Regions from separate parts of the Homo sapiens genome. Here region 1 is linked to region 2. A link is an interaction called in ENCODE POLR2A ChIA-PET data of the cell type or tissue named here. Cell type or tissue: Panc1. All regions are shown on one strand.

What was found. ChIA-PET counts read pairs that join two places held together with the same protein. Peaks named below come from ENCODE experiments on the same cell type or tissue, not always from the same donor. Only the 100,000 strongest peaks of a DNase experiment are listed, where the experiment ranks them.
Region 1: POLR2A ChIA-PET joins it to region 2 with 13 read pairs; 2 of 35 experiments call an interaction of 5 or more read pairs at or near these places.

Annotation. Positions count from the first base shown.
Region 1 is chr9:129,347,323-129,355,322 of GRCh38, reverse strand. LINC01503 (long intergenic non-protein coding RNA 1503) reads right to left here. Exons shown (of 4, transcript NR_120686.1): 4 at 7,846-8,000. Among named protein-coding and RNA genes, the nearest start is that of LINC01503, 14 kb to the right of the region's middle. RefSeq lists enhancers at 1,422-2,221, 2,222-3,023. In Panc1, no CTCF peak of the experiment used is centred here; no DNase peak of the experiment used is centred here; H3K4me3 peaks cover 888 bases; H3K27ac peaks cover 4,872 bases.
Region 2 is chr9:129,528,381-129,536,380 of GRCh38, reverse strand. No RefSeq gene overlaps it. Among named protein-coding and RNA genes, the nearest start is that of LINC00963, 44 kb to the right of the region's middle. In Panc1, no CTCF peak of the experiment used is centred here; no DNase peak of the experiment used is centred here.

The DNA.
Region 1 (8,000 bases), 180 kb after region 2:
TACAGCAGGTGCGGAGTAGATGGCAGCCAATATTAGCTGCTCTATGCCTCCAGCAGCACATGGCCTGGTGCAGGCAGTGGGTCGTTTGCACTTCAGCTCCCCCAGGACCCAGTGCGCATCCCCCCGAGAGTGGGGGGGTCTCCTGTAGCTTCCCGCTCGCTGCACCTAAGCACAGCATTTGTGACATTGCTGGTGCTCAAGAGAAGTTCGGTGGAAAATAAAACATTCAGAGAATTCTGAACTGTTCCACTTGGAAGCCTTCTCAGAAATTAAAGAACTGAGCCACTGTATTTATGTATTTATTTTGAGACGGAGTTTCACTCTTGTTGCCCAGACTGGAGTGCAATGGCACGATCTCGTCTCACCACAACCCCTGCCTCCCATGTTCAAGCGATTCTCCTGAGTAGCTGGGATTACAGGTGCCCACCACATGCCCGGCTAATTTTTGTATTTTTAGTAAAGACGGGTTTTCTCCATGTTGGTCAGGCTGGTCTCGAACTCCCGACCTCAGGTGGTCTACCCGCCTTGGCCTCCCAAAGTGCTGAGATTACAGGCATGAGCCACTTACCTGGCCAGCCTCTTTATTTTTACTGAGGCCCAGAGAGGTAAAGGGCCTTACCTAAGGTCACACAGCTAGTTCTGGAGCAGAATCCCTGGCCTCAACTCCCTTCCTGGTGCCTGGTCTGACATGGGGCTCCCTGAGTCTCGGGGCCTGGTCCTCACTGACCCCTCTAGTCTTTTCTATGCCTTCCCTTCCCCTAGAGCTGCCTGAGATGCTCCACAGCCTGATCTCTGGGTCTGCTCTGAGACCCTCGTTACCAACAGTGCAGCTGGACCGAGGGGCCTCCCCTGCGTCTCTATTCTTTCCTTTCTCCCCAGTACATGCGGTCAGCCAGGGATGTGGACTGGACACCATAGTGTGCCACACAGAGACGCAAGCCACCCTGCCACCCAGAAGGCCTTGTGGAAGCCCCAGACCAGCAGCAGGGAAAAGCTGGCAGGATGTTGCCAAGTACCCACACTGCCAGTGCAGAAGTGGGGGACAGCCTGACCCATAGAGCCCCAGAGAGTTTGGCTCAAACCCCACCCTTCTTCTCACTAGCTGGGGGACCTTGGGTGTGTTACCTATACTCCCAGCCTCACCTTCCCCATCTGTAAAATGGGAGTAAGAACACGTCCACCAGGGGCAGGTAAGACACGGAGAGCCCGGGCACAGAGCCCAGCATGGGAATGGGCAGAGGCCGCTGGGCGGACCCGACGGGACAGGGCTGCCCTGGGCATCTGAACCAACTCCCCTCCTTCAAGACCCGACAACCCCTCCCCACCACAACTTCCACTCTTTCTTCCTGTCAGTTCCTAGGCTGGTTCGGGTTCTGAACACACTTGGGGGCCCTGGGGCTCTAAGGAGGTGGGGCATAGAACCTAGAACCTTTGGGGAGGGCCACAAAGTTCTGAAAACATCCTTCCCGCAGAGGGCAGGGCAGGCCTTGGGATTGGGGCCCACAGGCCACAGACATGAAATGCCAGTCTATGAAAAGCACGTTTGTAGGCCGGGCACATTGGCTCATGCCTGCAATCCCAGCACTCTGGGAGGCCAAGGCAGTAGGATGGCTTGAGGCCAGGAGTTTGAGACCAGCCTGGGCAACATAGTGAGACCCCTGTCTCTACAAAAAAATAAAAAAGGATGAATTTGTTGTTTGTAGCACAGGGAAATGTGTGTGTGTGTGTGTGTGTGTGTGTGTGTGTGTGTGTGTGTGTGTGATGTGCTTGCCCAGCATAGGAGGCTGGGGACAGTGAGGGAGTAGCCCTGCAGCTGTCCCCAGCCTTGGGAGAGCTCCGCAGGCCGGGCTTGTTCCCTGCATGGGAGGCAGCCAAAGGATCTGGATTTGAGAGCAGGACTGCAGCAGGATTAGAGCTGGGAGCTTCAAACAGAACCGGCCTGGCAGCAGGCCTGGAGCCCGGGCTTAAAGGGGCTGCTGAAATTATAAATAGCCACCTTCCCTGTGACTCCCCAGTCCCTCCTGGAGAGGGCCCTCCCACCAGCCCCTTCATCAGCCTCCACTCCAGCCCCCAGCCCGCTTGGGAGGGAGGGAGGGACAGGGCTGGGAGAGGTGCTGGTTAGAAGGCTGAGCAGACCTGCGTGTTGGTTACAAACAACTGGCTTTGAGTTGCAGGAAGCATCTAGAGACCCTTCCAGCTGCTGACCCTGCAGACGCTGCCTGAGGCCTCCTCCTTCACTAACAAACAACCGCCCCACCCCAGCTCATGTGTCAGGCCTAGGGATGGCTTAAGAGGAGGGGCCGGCACGGGTCTAGCCAAGCAACCCTGCATCCATCTGGCCTCTCCCGGACTCAGTTCCCCACCCCAGGAGGGGAGAGGGACCGGGAGGAGCGATCAAAAGGGCATTTCGGGTTCTCCCACCTGAAGCCAGGACCTGTGCAGGTCGGGCACTGAGCTAGGTGCTGCCAAGGATGGGGACAGCGCAGGCCCCGCTCACAAAAAAAAAACGGCCTGGGCCAGCAGATGCAGCCGAGCTTGTGAAATGGCTGGTGCCCCTCCCCGCTCCATCCCTTCTGTGCCCACCGGCCACTTCCCCTCTCAGCAGCTCCCGTTTCCCATCCGTGAGGTGGAGGGGTGGACAGGGACTACCAGGCCACCAGGAAGGACTGTCAGCCCCGCAGGCAGGTGCTGCCACAGCCCCACTGCGCAGAGGGGACCCCGAGGCTCGGCGCTGTGCAGGGGCTTCCGGGCTTGGGGGCCACACGGCCAGGAAGAGGCCGAGCAGGGATTAGAACTCAGCTCTTTCCACACCCTGAGCGCTCAACCCCAGCCGCTCTGGGGGCCTGTGATTGATGGATTGACCCGCCGATTGATTAACTGATTGGCTGATTACCTGCCCGCCCCTCCTCCGGGCCGGCCTCCCAGGGAGCCCCCTCCCGCCCCCACGGCCCGGTCCACGTGCTTCGGAAGCCTCACCCAGGCGCCCCCAACCCGCGGCCAGGGCGAGGGGGCGGGGCAGGGGCGGGGCTCAACCCAATTCCCGCCCCGCCCCGCCGACCGGCTGTTGCCAGGGAAACGACCCCTCCCCCCATCCCCCGGGAGCCTACGGGGGCTCTTGCCGCCCCCGGACCCTCTGGCGGGAGCTGGGGTCCTCGGGTGTGAGAGACGGGGGGCGCGGGGCAAGTGGGAGGACGCAGATGGAGAGATGGGGGAGACAGCCAGAGAGACAGAAACCCACGGCGGGGGAGACTCAAAAATCGCCCCCGTCCCGCCACAAAGAGAGACAGAGACAGAGACGCACTAGGGGGAGAGACACAGGCGGGAGAGAGGAAGGAGAGGACCTGGGGGAGACAGAGACCGCCCGAGGGGGAAGGGACTGCAGAAGGAAGGCGGGGAGGGGAAGAGGGGCCAGAGTGGGAGCCGGAGAGGAGGGACCTGCGCCCCGAGGGCCCCAGAGAGAAAAGACCAGGGCCAGCAAGGGGGAGCCGGGAGGGGCGAACTTGTAAAAATAAATATTTATAAATTGAGAGTTTCCCAATTCTTTTTGCATTTCCGTAGTAAATTATGTATCTCCTATCTGCTTAGGGAGCCACCAAGGCGGGGGCGGGGGGGTTCTTTTCTGTGCTCCCCTCATCTTCCTCCCCATCCTCCTCCCCTAGCCCTTTCCTCACCCCCTCCACCCCACGCCCTCCCTAGCCTCCTCTTCCCCTCTCATCTCCCTCCCTAATCCTCTCCTCCTGCCCCTTCTCCCCTCCTACCCTCTTCTCCCCTTACCCCAGCCCCCTCTTCCCTTCCTCTTCCGCCCTCTTCTGCCCCCTCTTCCCCCTTCCTTTTCCTCCCCCTTCTCCATCCTCCTAATTCATCCTCTCCCATCCCCCTCCCCCCCTTTCCTCCTCCTGCTTCCCCTCTCCTCCCCCTCCCCAGGTTGGAGCTGGGCACAAGGCAGACAGGAGGGGCCGCCCTCACCCGGAGGTGCCCCCCACCCAGAGGTGACCGGCTCCCCACTCCCAGTACCTTCCCTGCCTTAAATAAGAATAATCACACGAGTCAGCGACTCTAGGATTTAAAAAACGCTGTTGTCGCTGGCAGTTTGGCACCCCCAACCGGGACCACGGAAATCTTCCTCCAGAGGACAGGGGATGCTGGGGTTGCGGGGAAGGCGGGGCTGAAGAGGGGCAGGAGAGGACTGCAGTCCTAGGAAGCCCTGGCCTGGAGGCTGAGGCCACCTCGGCTTCCTAGGGGGCCTGGACTAGCCCCTCAGCTGGCTGAGTCTCGGTTTCCCCCTCTGTGGGATGGGGCCGGGATTGGTTCCCTGCTCTCTAGGGCCAAACTTGCTCTGTTTGGGCATCTTTGCCAGAGTTTGGGAGGTTTCCAGGCCCCTCTGACAGTCCCCACAGCGCCTCAGACACAAAGGAGGAGCTGAGGAAGAAATATACGTATATACATATATATATATACAAGGATGCCGCGGGGGTTCCTAAAACTGGGGCGAGGAGCGGGGGAAAGCGTGCCCCTTCCCTAGTCATAGCCTGTCAGGTCAAGGGGCCACACCCACTAGCAGTCTGTGGCCTGCCTTCAAGGAGCCTCAGTTTCCTTATCTGCAAACTGGGCCCGGTGAGGCCTCCCTCGCCTTGACCAAGGACCAGGATCCTGGCCCCTGCAAACTGCCACGCCCTGTACATAGGATCGCTTGAGCCCAGGAGGTCGAGGCTACAGAGTGAGCTGAGATTGTGCCACTGCACACCAGCCTGGGTGACAGAGGGAGGCCCTGTCTCAAAAAAAAAAAAAGAAAAAAGAATGGCAAGCACCACTGATCAGGTACTGACTGGCACCAGGGGCAGTGCATGGGGCCTGACAGCTCCTCCTATCCTCCCCACACCGGGCTCCGAACCAGGGCCCTACGGTTGCCCCATACAGCAGAGGCTCAGAAGGAGGGCTTGTCCCAGGTCAAGTGGCCAGACACACTGAGCAGGGCTCTGGCCAGCTCTGCCCTGTGCCACACGGAGGGGCGTCTTCATGTCTTATGGGAAGGGGGAAAGGTGGGCCGCCTGGCTTAGCAACCTCAGGCCCTGCAGGACCCTCAGAAGCACCCGAGACGAGACGCGTCTTTCTTCTAAGCCAGAGCAGTGAGGAATGCATTGGAAAACGACTCCCCTTACCGCCCCCCCTCCCCGTTTATCTGCCGCCAGCACCTCTTGGGGCCAGGGGTTTTTCCAACTGTTCCATAGACCCTAGGGGGCATCTGGTGGGGAATGGAGAGGTCCAGGTGAGGTCTCACAGCCCCTACCCCTGCATCCTTCTGTATTGATCACTTGGGTCAGATTCATTTCAAGAAGAAAGAAGAACAAGATTGCAATGGGAAGGCGGGTGTGAAATATAGCTTGGACCCCACTGCTGTCAAGACTTAGGAGCCACTGGGATGAGAACTGTGGCTTCCTGAAGTCCCCCAACTTCTGTAACTCAGCTCTTCCCAGGCCACCACCGCCAGGGCAAGCAGACAGAGCAAAGCAGCGCTGCCAGGTGAGGAGGCCTGGGCATCGAGTTCTGTCTTTCATCCAAGCCCACCACGTGGGCACTACTGTGCCTCTAGGGTGGATGAGGAAACGGGGGCTCAGAGACCTTAAGTGACTTGCCCAAGGTCACACAGCCAGTCAGCATAAGACTCAACTAGGACACTCTCCAGTCCGTGTGATTCCAAAACCCAAGCTTCTGCACCACCCACCCTCCCCTGAAGAAGCCACAGGGTCACCCTGACAGTGTCACAGGCTCTTGCCCCCTTCCTGCTCTTGTTTCATGTCAAGCCGCCCCCAGGGTTTCTTCGGGCACCAGGAAGACTCACAAATGCTCAGGAACAGGTCTGAGGAACGACTAAGGGAGGCCACCGTGGTGCCACGCAGGGCAAAGCTGCCCCTGCCATGGAAACTGCCACACCCTCCACCACTCACCCCTGCCACCCCTCACTGGGAATAACAGCAACATCTGCCACTCCCCGGTGGATGATGTCCCAATTTGCCAGAGCCCTGTGCCTCCAAGAGGCCCCAGAGCAAGGTTGTGTGGGTTCCAGGTGCCCGTTGTCCTTACAGAAATGTCTACGCCTGCGTCCAGTTGGGTCCTAGAGCCGCCACCACCACACTGCCACCTGGGGTCATGCCTCCTCCCTAAGAAGCAAGGCCAGGCTCTTTCTTCCCTGCAGGCGAAGGTCCTCCCAGGAAGCCCCTGACATCCCAGGGGTCAACCAACCATCTATGTCACCAGAGAGGCACAGGCAAATGGGACCACCCAGGCCCAAGCTGGGGCCCTCTCTGCGCTTAGAAAAAGTCGATTGTTGCTGATGGTGGGTGGGGGTTAGAGATAGAACCACAAAGCAGACAGAGGCCAACTTGGCTTTGTGTGAACTCAATACACAAACTGGAGTGTCTGGAAGGTAGGGGAGTGGAACCTTGGGGAGTGAATGGAACTTTCTTTGAGAGTGGGGGAATCATTAGCACCTGCTTAGTGGGCACCAAGCCTTGCTCCCTGGAGCTGGAGCGGTGGCTTCCAACCTGGCAGTGCGGGAGGGGTGCTGGGAGGCTGTTTGTTTACGCTGTGGGAGGGGAGGGGATGGAGATTTTCAGGCCCTCAGATCCACTCCAGTGACTTACACACCCCACCTTCAGCAAGAAACAGAGAGGTTTTCATTGTCATTAGAGGGGATGGGGCGAAATGTGTACACTCTGCAGAAGGACGTCCACCTAGACATTAACCAGAGTCATCTCCAGGTGAAGCGTGTTGATGACTTTTACCTTCTTTCTTGTAGTTTCCAGTGTTGCTTCAACTCATCAGTTTATGGTACAATAAGGGTGTATTTTTTCAGAAACAACAGTGACATTGCCCAACCAAGAAATAATTTTTTTTTCTCGAGCCGGAGTCTCACTCTGTTGCCCAGGCTGGAGCACAGTGGTGTGATCTCAGCTCACTGCAACCTCCGCCTCCCGGGTTCAAGCAATTCTCTGTCTCAGCCTCCCGAGTAGCTGGGATTACAGGTGCCCGCCACCACGCCAGGCTAATTTTTGTATTTTTAGTAGAGACAGGGTTTCACCATCTTGGCCAGGCTGGTCTTGAACTCCTGACCTCATGATCCACCCTCCTCAGCCTCCCAAAGTGTTGGGATTACAGGCGTAAGCCACCGTGCCCAGCCAAAAATTGTAAAATCAAGACAAAAAGTGTATAAATACCAAGATGCTCTTGCAGAAAGATGAGGCAGATCTTTCTCTGCACGAAAGAAAAACGTGCAGACGGGTGATTGCACAACCAGAGCAGCCAAGAGCTAGACCCAATGGAGTCTCCAGCAGCAGCAATGAGTTTCAGAAACTTGTGGAGAGCAAGCTCTGGGGGAACACAAGTGCCTCTGGGAGACGCCAGTCAAGAAGGGATCCCTGAGGATCACAGCAGGGGGCTGGGATCTCGGAACCCAAGAGGACCCAGGCCTGGCTGGGAAGTGGGGGTCACATGCTGTTTGCTGGGCAGCCGGGGGCCAATGACTCACCCTCCCAAGAGCACGGTGCTGTCTCTATACTGGGGATGGCACAGCTACCAGTGTTAGTACTGGGATCATAGAGTTCAGATGGGCAGGGCAGCTTCTCCCCAGTGTCCCATCTGAAAATCCCCTGGGATGGAGAACTCGCCCCGGTCCCTGGGACTCCAGCTCGGGTTCCATCAACAGTTCTTCTTAAAAGCTCGTGGCCGGGAGGCAGCACTTGTCTCCTGGAAAGCCATCAGGTTGCTAAATGCACCCACCCTTTGACCAAGCGATTCCACTTTTAGGAAGTTATACCACGGACGCATTCACACGGCAACAAGGGGAAATGCTGAAAGAAACTCATTGCATCGTGTTTTTAATAACAGAGCTTTGGAAATGCCTTAAACACCCATCCGGGGGACTGATGATGAACACGAAGAGTGCACAGTGCAAGAGTATTCGGCTGGTAAAAATACCTGCCTGAGGCCGGGTGCAGTGGCTC
Region 2 (8,000 bases):
CATAGAAACCAGAACCCTCTTCCCTGAAGCCAGCCACAATGCCTACAAATATGACCCTAACCCTCCTTCACCTTTCTGTGTAACAGCTGGCCAGAAAGACATTTTTCTGACCTACCTTGTTTGATTGTAGGTCATGGGACCCTCATTCCAGGGAACGTCCTGCCGCATACCTGGAAGGAAGGAACGTGCACAGAGAGGCCAAGAAAAGTCTAAACAGACTGGCCTTGCTGGGTTTCCATACTCAGCCTCTTACTATTAGATCACACCCTTTTGGTCCAATCATATTTCTATGCAGTTGTCTATACTTGATTGAACCTAAGTATAAAAGTGCACAGTTCACCCTGGGTCTTTGGGTCTTCATTCTGAAAGCTCCCATAATCAAGTAAAACTATTATGAAATATATTTATTATGTTCTTTTTTTTTTTTTAATGGAATCTCGCTCTGTTGCCCAGGCTGGAGTGCAGTGGGGCACAATCCCGGGTTCAAGTGATTCTCCTGCCTCAGCCTCCAGAGTAGCTGGTTCTACAGGTGCATGCCACCACACCAGGCTAAGTTTTGTATTTTTAGTAGAGACGGGGTTTCGCCCTGTTGACCAGGCTGGTTTTGAACACCTGACCTCAGGTAATCCACCCACCTCGGCCTCCCAAAGTGCTGGGATTACAGGCATTAGCCACTGCGCCCGGCTTTTTTTTTTTTTTTTTTTTTTGAGAAGGAGTCTCACTCTGTCACCAGGCTGGAATGCAGTGGTGCGACCTCTGCTCACTGCAACCTCCAACTCCCTGGTTCAAGCCATTCTCCTGCCTCAGCCTCCCAAGTAGCTGGGACTACAGGCATGTACCACCACGCCCAGCTGATTTTTGTATTTTTAGTAGAGACAGGGTTTCACCATGTTGGCCAGGATGTCTCGATCCCCTGACCTCTGATCTGCCCGCCTCGGCCTCCGAAAGTACTGGGATTACAGGTGTGAGCCACCGCGCCTGGCCCTCTGTTATGTTCTTCTCTTATTAATCTGGTTTTTTGTTTGTTTGTTTGTTTGTTTTTTTGAGACAGAGTCTCACTCTGTCACCTAGGCTGGAGTACAATGGTGAGATCTCGGCTCACTGCAATCTCTGCCTCCTGGGTTCGAGCTATTCTCCTGCCTCAGCCTCTGGAGTAGCTGGGATTACAGGCATGCACTACCACGTCTGGCTAATTTTTGTATTTTTGGTAGAGATGAAGTTTCGCCATGTTGGCCAGGCTGGTCTCAAACTCCTGACCTAAGGTGATCCCCCCACCTTGGCCTGTGTTTCACTGTGTTGTCCAGGCTGGTCTCGAACTCCTGGGCTCAAGGGATCTTCCCACCTCAGCCTCCCAAAGTGTTGGGTTTACAGGCGTGAGCCACCGTGCTCAGTCTTATGTTGGTTGATTTTTTAAACTCTTAAAATTATTGAATCACTCTTGCTTCCTGGAATAAATCCGGCTTGGTCATGCTATGATATTGATAGCACTTGATATTGTTTGTTTTTTAGAACTTAGCCATTTTAATAAGTGTAATAGCATCCCAATGTGGTTTTCATATAAATTTTCCTAGTGACTAGGGAATGACATTGAGTATCTTTTCATTCATTAATTTACCATTCATATATCTTCTTTGATAAGTATCTGTTCAAATCGTTTGCCCATTTAAAAAATTGTATTGTGGCCCGGTGCGGCGGCTCAGGCCTGTAATTCCAGCACTTTGGGAAGCCAAGGTGGGTGGATTGCTTGAGGTCAGGAGTTTGAGACCAGCCTGGCCAACATGGTGAAACCCCGTCTCTACTAATAATACAAAAATTAGCCAAGCGTGATGGCTCACGCCTGTAATCCCAGCTACTTGGGAGGCTGAGGCAGGAGAATTGCTTGAATCCAGGAGGTGGAGGTTGCAGTGAGCCAAGATTGTGCCATTGCACTCCAGCCTGACCCACAAGAATGAAACTGTGTCAAAAAAAAAAAACCATATTGTTTGTCTTTTTTTTTTTTTTGGAGACAGGGTCTTGCTCTGTCACCCAGGCTGGAGTGCAGTGCTGTGATCATGGCTCAGTAGTACAGCTTTGACCTCCCAGGCTTAAGTGATCCTCCCACCTCAGCCTCCCAAGTAGCTGAGACCACAGGTGTGCACCACCACACCTGGCTAATTTTTGTATTCTTTGTACAAGTGGGGTTTCACCATGTTGCCCAGGCTGGTCTCAAATACCTGGCTCAAGCGACCCATGAACCTTGGCTCCCTAAAGTGCTAGAATTATAGGCGTGAGCCACTGTGCCTGGCCTGTTTGTCTTTTTATTGTTAAGCTCCTAGAGTTCTTTATATAATCTGGATATAAATCTTTTGTTGGATATTTGGTTTGCAAATATTTTTTCCCAAACTGTGGCTTATTTTTCCATTCTTTTTTTTTTTTTTAGACAGATTCTCACTCTGTCACCCAGACTGGAGTGCAGTGGCACGATCTTGGCTCACTGCCACCTCCGCCTCCCGGGTTCAAGCGATTCTCCTGCCTCAGCCTCCCAAGTAGCTGGAATTACAGACATATGCCACCACGCCTGGCTAACTTTTGTATTTTTAGTAGAGACGGGGTTTCACCATGTTGGCCAGGCTGGTCTCAAATTCCTGACCTCAGGTGATCTGCCTGCCTCGGCTTCCCAAAGTGCTAGGATTATAGGCGTGAGCCACCGTGCCTGGCCTTATTTTTTCATTCTCTTAACAAAATTAATACAAGTAAATGTTTAAATTTTGAAGGAAATCTAGTTTATTATTTCTTTTATGGATCATGCATTGGTGTCATATCTAAGAACACTTTGCTTATCCCAAGGTTACAATTCCCCAATGTTTTTTTCTAAAAGCTCTATTGTTTTACATTTTATATTGAAGTGTATGATAAATTTTGAGTTAATTTTTGTATAACATGTGAGATAAGGGTTGACATTCTTTTTTTTTTTCCCACATGTGGCCATCCAGTTTTTCCAACCCCATTTCTGGAAAAAAAAAAAAAAAGTTATCCTTTCTCAATTAGATTGCCTTCGCATCTTTCTCAAAAGTCACTTGGCTGGCCGGATGCAGTGTCTCATGCCTGTAATCCCAACACTTTGGGAGGCTGATGCGGGCAGATCACCTGAGGTCAGGAGTCAAGACCAGCCTGGCCAATATGGCAAAAACCCATCTTAAAAAAAAAAAAAATACAGGTCGGGCGTGGTGGCTCACGCCTGTAATCCCAGCACTTTGGGAGGCCGAGGCAGGTGGATCACCTGAGGTCAGGAATCGAGACCAGCCTGGCCAATATGGCAAAAACCCATCTTTAAAAAAAAAATAAAAAAATTAGCCAGGCATGGTGGTGTGTGCCTGCCTGTAGTCCCAGCTACTTGGGAGGCTGAGGAACGAGAAGTGCTTGAACCTTGGAGGTTGCAGTGAGCTGAGATCACACCACTGCACTCCTACCTGAGTGACAGAGTGAGACTCTGTCTCCAAAATAAATAAATAAAAATCACTTGGCCACATTTGTGTGGTTCCATTTATGAATTCTCTGCTCCACTGACCTGTATGTCTGTCCCTTTACCATTCCCACACTGTCTGCTTACTGTAGCTTTATATTAATACTAAGTCTTGAAATCAGATGATGTCACTCTCCTAACTTTGTTCTTTTTAAAAACTCTTTTTGTTATTCCATTTCCTTTTCTTTTTCATATAAATTTTAGAATTAGCTTGTTGACTTCTACTAACAATTATCCTTAGATTTTCTTTGGGATTGGATTGAATCTGTAGATCAGCTTGACCACAGTTGACAGCTTCACAATATTGAGTCTTCTAATCCATGAACATGGTATATGTCTCCATTTATTTAGGTATTATTTCATTAATGTTCTGTAGCCTTCAGCATACAGATTTATACTCAAATATTTATTTTTTCAGCACTATCTCTTAGTTTTCATTTCTAGTCATTCATTGGGAGTGTATAGGAATATACTATTTATTTTTTATCTTTGTATATTGATTTACATCCTGTGACCTTGCTAAACTTTTTAGTTCTATGGGATTTTTAAACATATAAAGTCTTTTTTCTTTTTTTTTTTGAGATAGAGTCTCACTATATCACCCAGGTTGGAGTGCAGTGGCGTGCTGCTGGTTCACTGCAACCTCTGCCTTCCAGGTTCAAGTGATTCTCGTGTGTCAGCCTCCCAAGTAGCTGGGACTACAGGCATGTGTCACCACGCCTGACTAATTTTTGTATTTTTAGTAGAGATGGGGTTTTACCATGTTGGCCAGTCTGGTCTTGAACTCCTGACCTCAAGTGATCTGCCCTCCTCAGCCGCCCAAAGTGTTGAGATTACAGGCGTGAGCCACCTCATCCAGCCAACATATACAATCTTGTGTGTGAAGACAGGCAGATTTCTTTCTCTCTCTCTCTTTCTTTCTTTCTTTCTCTTTCTTTCTTTTTTTCTTCTTCTCTCTCTCTCTCTCTTTCTTTCTTTCTTCTTTCTTGGCTGTATGTCTTTTCTCCTTGCCTTACTGCATTGGCTAGGAATTCCTTTCTGGTGTTGACTAGCAGTAGTGACAGAAAACATCCTTGCCTTGTTCCTGATTTTAAGGGAGAAAGCATTCAGTCTTTCACTATTAAGTATGATCTGAACAATCCAACACCAAATCTCAAACCAAAGGTTGCTTTCTAGGGCCACTGTCTAGGGCTTGAGAATTGAAGTAAAAGTGAAGGGCTAGTAATGTGTTAGGGAGCGCAAGCACAGGAAAGCTAGAAGAGGGGGAAATAGGAAAAAAGGGAGAACTCATATGAAAGTACGTGATTGATCTGGCCACTGCTTGATGTTAATCACGATTGATTTCTTGATCTTGGGGAACCATCTGGCACATGCATGGACATTGAGTGGATCCCATAGCATTTGGAACACAAGCAAGCATGGAACAGCCCGTGGGGGCCGGAGGTGAGAATACTGTCGGGTTGTGCCTGCACGGAGCTGTGCCCATGCGGAACTGGTTGGGACAGAACAAGTGGCCAAGACCCTCATAAACTGATGGAGCTGAGAGGATTCAAGATGGCACATATGATTATATGGGAAACTTATCCAAATTTAAATCTTTCTCAACTGCTTTTCAATTTTCATTTGTATACGTGTATGCAGTTTAAAGCATCAAGTAGGTCCATAATGTTTATTATGAGAAACTACAGCCTCCTGTCCCCCATCCCTGAATTCCTCAGCTTTTTTGCTCTTAGATGCAAACTCTTTGAACTCTTGTAGCTGTTGCTTTTAAAATTTACCTCTGTATCACTAAATAACTGTGTGTGTGCGTGTGTGTGTGTGTGTTTAGTCTTAAGCATTGTGTATCAACTTTCCACAAAAGAAAAAAAATGTGCCAGGCGTGGTGGCTCACGCCTGTAATCCCAGCACTTTTGGAGGCTGAGGTGGGCAGATCACCTGAGGTCGGGAGTTCGAGACCAGCCTGAATAACATGGAGAAACCCCATCTCTACTAAAAATACAAAAATTGGCCAGGCATGGTGGTGCATGCCTATAATCCCAGCTACTCAGGAGGCTGAGGCAGGAGAATCGCTTGAACCCGGGAGGTGGAGGTTGTGGTGAGCCGAGATTGTGCCATTGCACTCCAGCCTGGGCAACAAGAGTGAAACCCCGTCTCAAAATAAATAAATAAATAAATAAATAAATAAACTGTCTGACTTTCACCAGCACCACTACTCCCTCTACCCTCACCCTACTTACTGTTTCATCATTCTTCCAACATACTTCAGTCATAATTTGGGCTAGCTCAATATTGAAAGTTTACAATATTGTGATTGTATAAATCCTCTTCATCTCCTGTGCTAAGTAAAACACTGCAGTTATTTTTTTTCTTCCACAGTCTTTTGTTTTCCTTGTAATAATATTGCCTTATTTTTATTTATTTGACTTCTTGGTTTTCTTTTTTCTTTTTTTTTTGAGACAGAGCCTCACTCTGTCACCCAGGCTGGAGTACAGTGGCGCCATCTTGGCTCACTGCAAGCTCCGCCTCCCGGGTTCCCGCCATTCTCCTGCCTCAGCCTCCCGAGTAGCTGGGACTACAGGTGCCCGCCACCACGCCTGGCTAATTTTTTTGTTGTATTTTTAGTAGAGACGGGGTTTCACCGTGTTAGCCAGGATGGTCTGGATCTCCTGACCTCGTGATCCGCCTGCCTTGGCCTCCCAAAATGCTCGGATTACAGGCGTGAGCCACCGCGCCCGGCCGACTTCTTAGTTTTCTATCTCACTTCATCCCAAACCCTTATTCAGCAGCACAAACTGCTGCTTGGTACATCCAAGCACATCAGTTAATCTTTCAGTTGCATCTTCTTGGAAACATTTTTTTGCAGATCCTTCTGGTTTGTTTCAATCTCTCTGGCAGCTTTCTAGGCCTGCTGAGATCTCCCTTCACCACCATCTTGGGAGTTCTCACTGTCTCTCTTCTGCCTTTGTTTCCCACTTTCCCCTCTTTCTTGGTTTATTCCCTTGTTTTGGTGGAGCTTGTCCTCTAGTAAATTCTCTAGAAAGCATGCACAGGAGCTGAACTTTTTCTGTGTTCATTTCTGAAAACGTCTTTATTCTGTTCTCACAACTGATTGATAATGTGGTTGGATATAGAATTCTATATTTTGAAATATTTTTTCCTTGGGATTTTGAAGGCATTTGCTCCACTGTGGTTTGGTTTCAGGAGGGCCATTTGAAAAGTCTGATGTCATTCTGATTCTTTGTGCTTTGTTTATAACCTGTTTTTTCCTGTTGAAATCTTGTATGACTTTTCATTTGTTCCCAGTGATCTGAAATTTTACGTTAGTGTATTTTTTTAAAATAGTACATTAGGCCGGGTGCAGTGGCTCAAGCCTGTAATCTCAACTACTTGGGAGGCTGAGGTGGGAGGATCACTTGAACCCAGGAGGCAGAGTTTGCAGTGAGCCAAGATCATCCCACTGCACTCCAGCCTGGGCAACAGAGTGAGACTCCGTCTCAAAAAAAAAAAAAAAAGGTTCATTAATGTGTTTTAGTGGGCAAATATCTTCATCCATTTTGTTAGATACTTGTTACACATTTTCAATCTGGAAACTCATATCTTTTTGTTTTGTTTTGTTTTGAGACACTGTCTTGCTCTGTTGCCCAGGCTGGAGTGCAGTGGCACGATCAGGCTCACTGCAGCCTTGACCTCCTAGGCTCAAGTGAACTTCCCATCTCAGCCTCCCAAGTAGCTGGGACCCCAGGCACCTGCCACCATGGCTGGCTAATTTTTAAATATTTTTTGTAGAGATGGGTCTCACTATGTTACCCACTGTGGTCTCCAACTCCTGGGCTCAAGCAATCCTCCCTCCTCGGCCTCACAGAGGGCTGGGATTACAGGCATGAGCCACTGGGCCCAGTCCCACATTTAATTTAAAGAAGTCGGCCAGGCACAGTGGCTCACGTATGTAATTCCAGCACTTTGGGAGGCGGAGGCGGAGGCAGGTGGATCACTTGAGGTCAGGAGTTCGAGACCAGCCCGACCAACATGGTGAAACCCCATCTCTACTAAAAACACAAAAATTATCCGGGGGTTGTGATAATTTTTGTGTAAAAATTAGCCTGGGAGACAGAGCAAGACTCTGTCTCAACAACAACAACAACAAAAATACACATAAAATAAAATTTTAAAAACTAAAGAAATTTACTTTAGTAACTTGGTTGATGATCCCTCTCCCTTTTATTTTCTATATTCTTTCTGAGACTCCTCATACTTGGGTGTTAGATCCTCCCAGAATAATTCTGTAACTTTCATGTCTTTAATCTCCTATGCTTTGTCCTTTTGCTCTGCCATCTCAGTTATTTCCTCATCTTTATCCTTATCTTCTAACCCTTCCACTAAGCTTTTAATTTGTGCTATCCAAATGATATGAGATATTTTTTGTTCTCAGAATGTTCCTTTTTTTTTTTTTTGAGACACAGTCTTGCTTTGTCACCCAAGCTGGAGTACAGTGGCACGA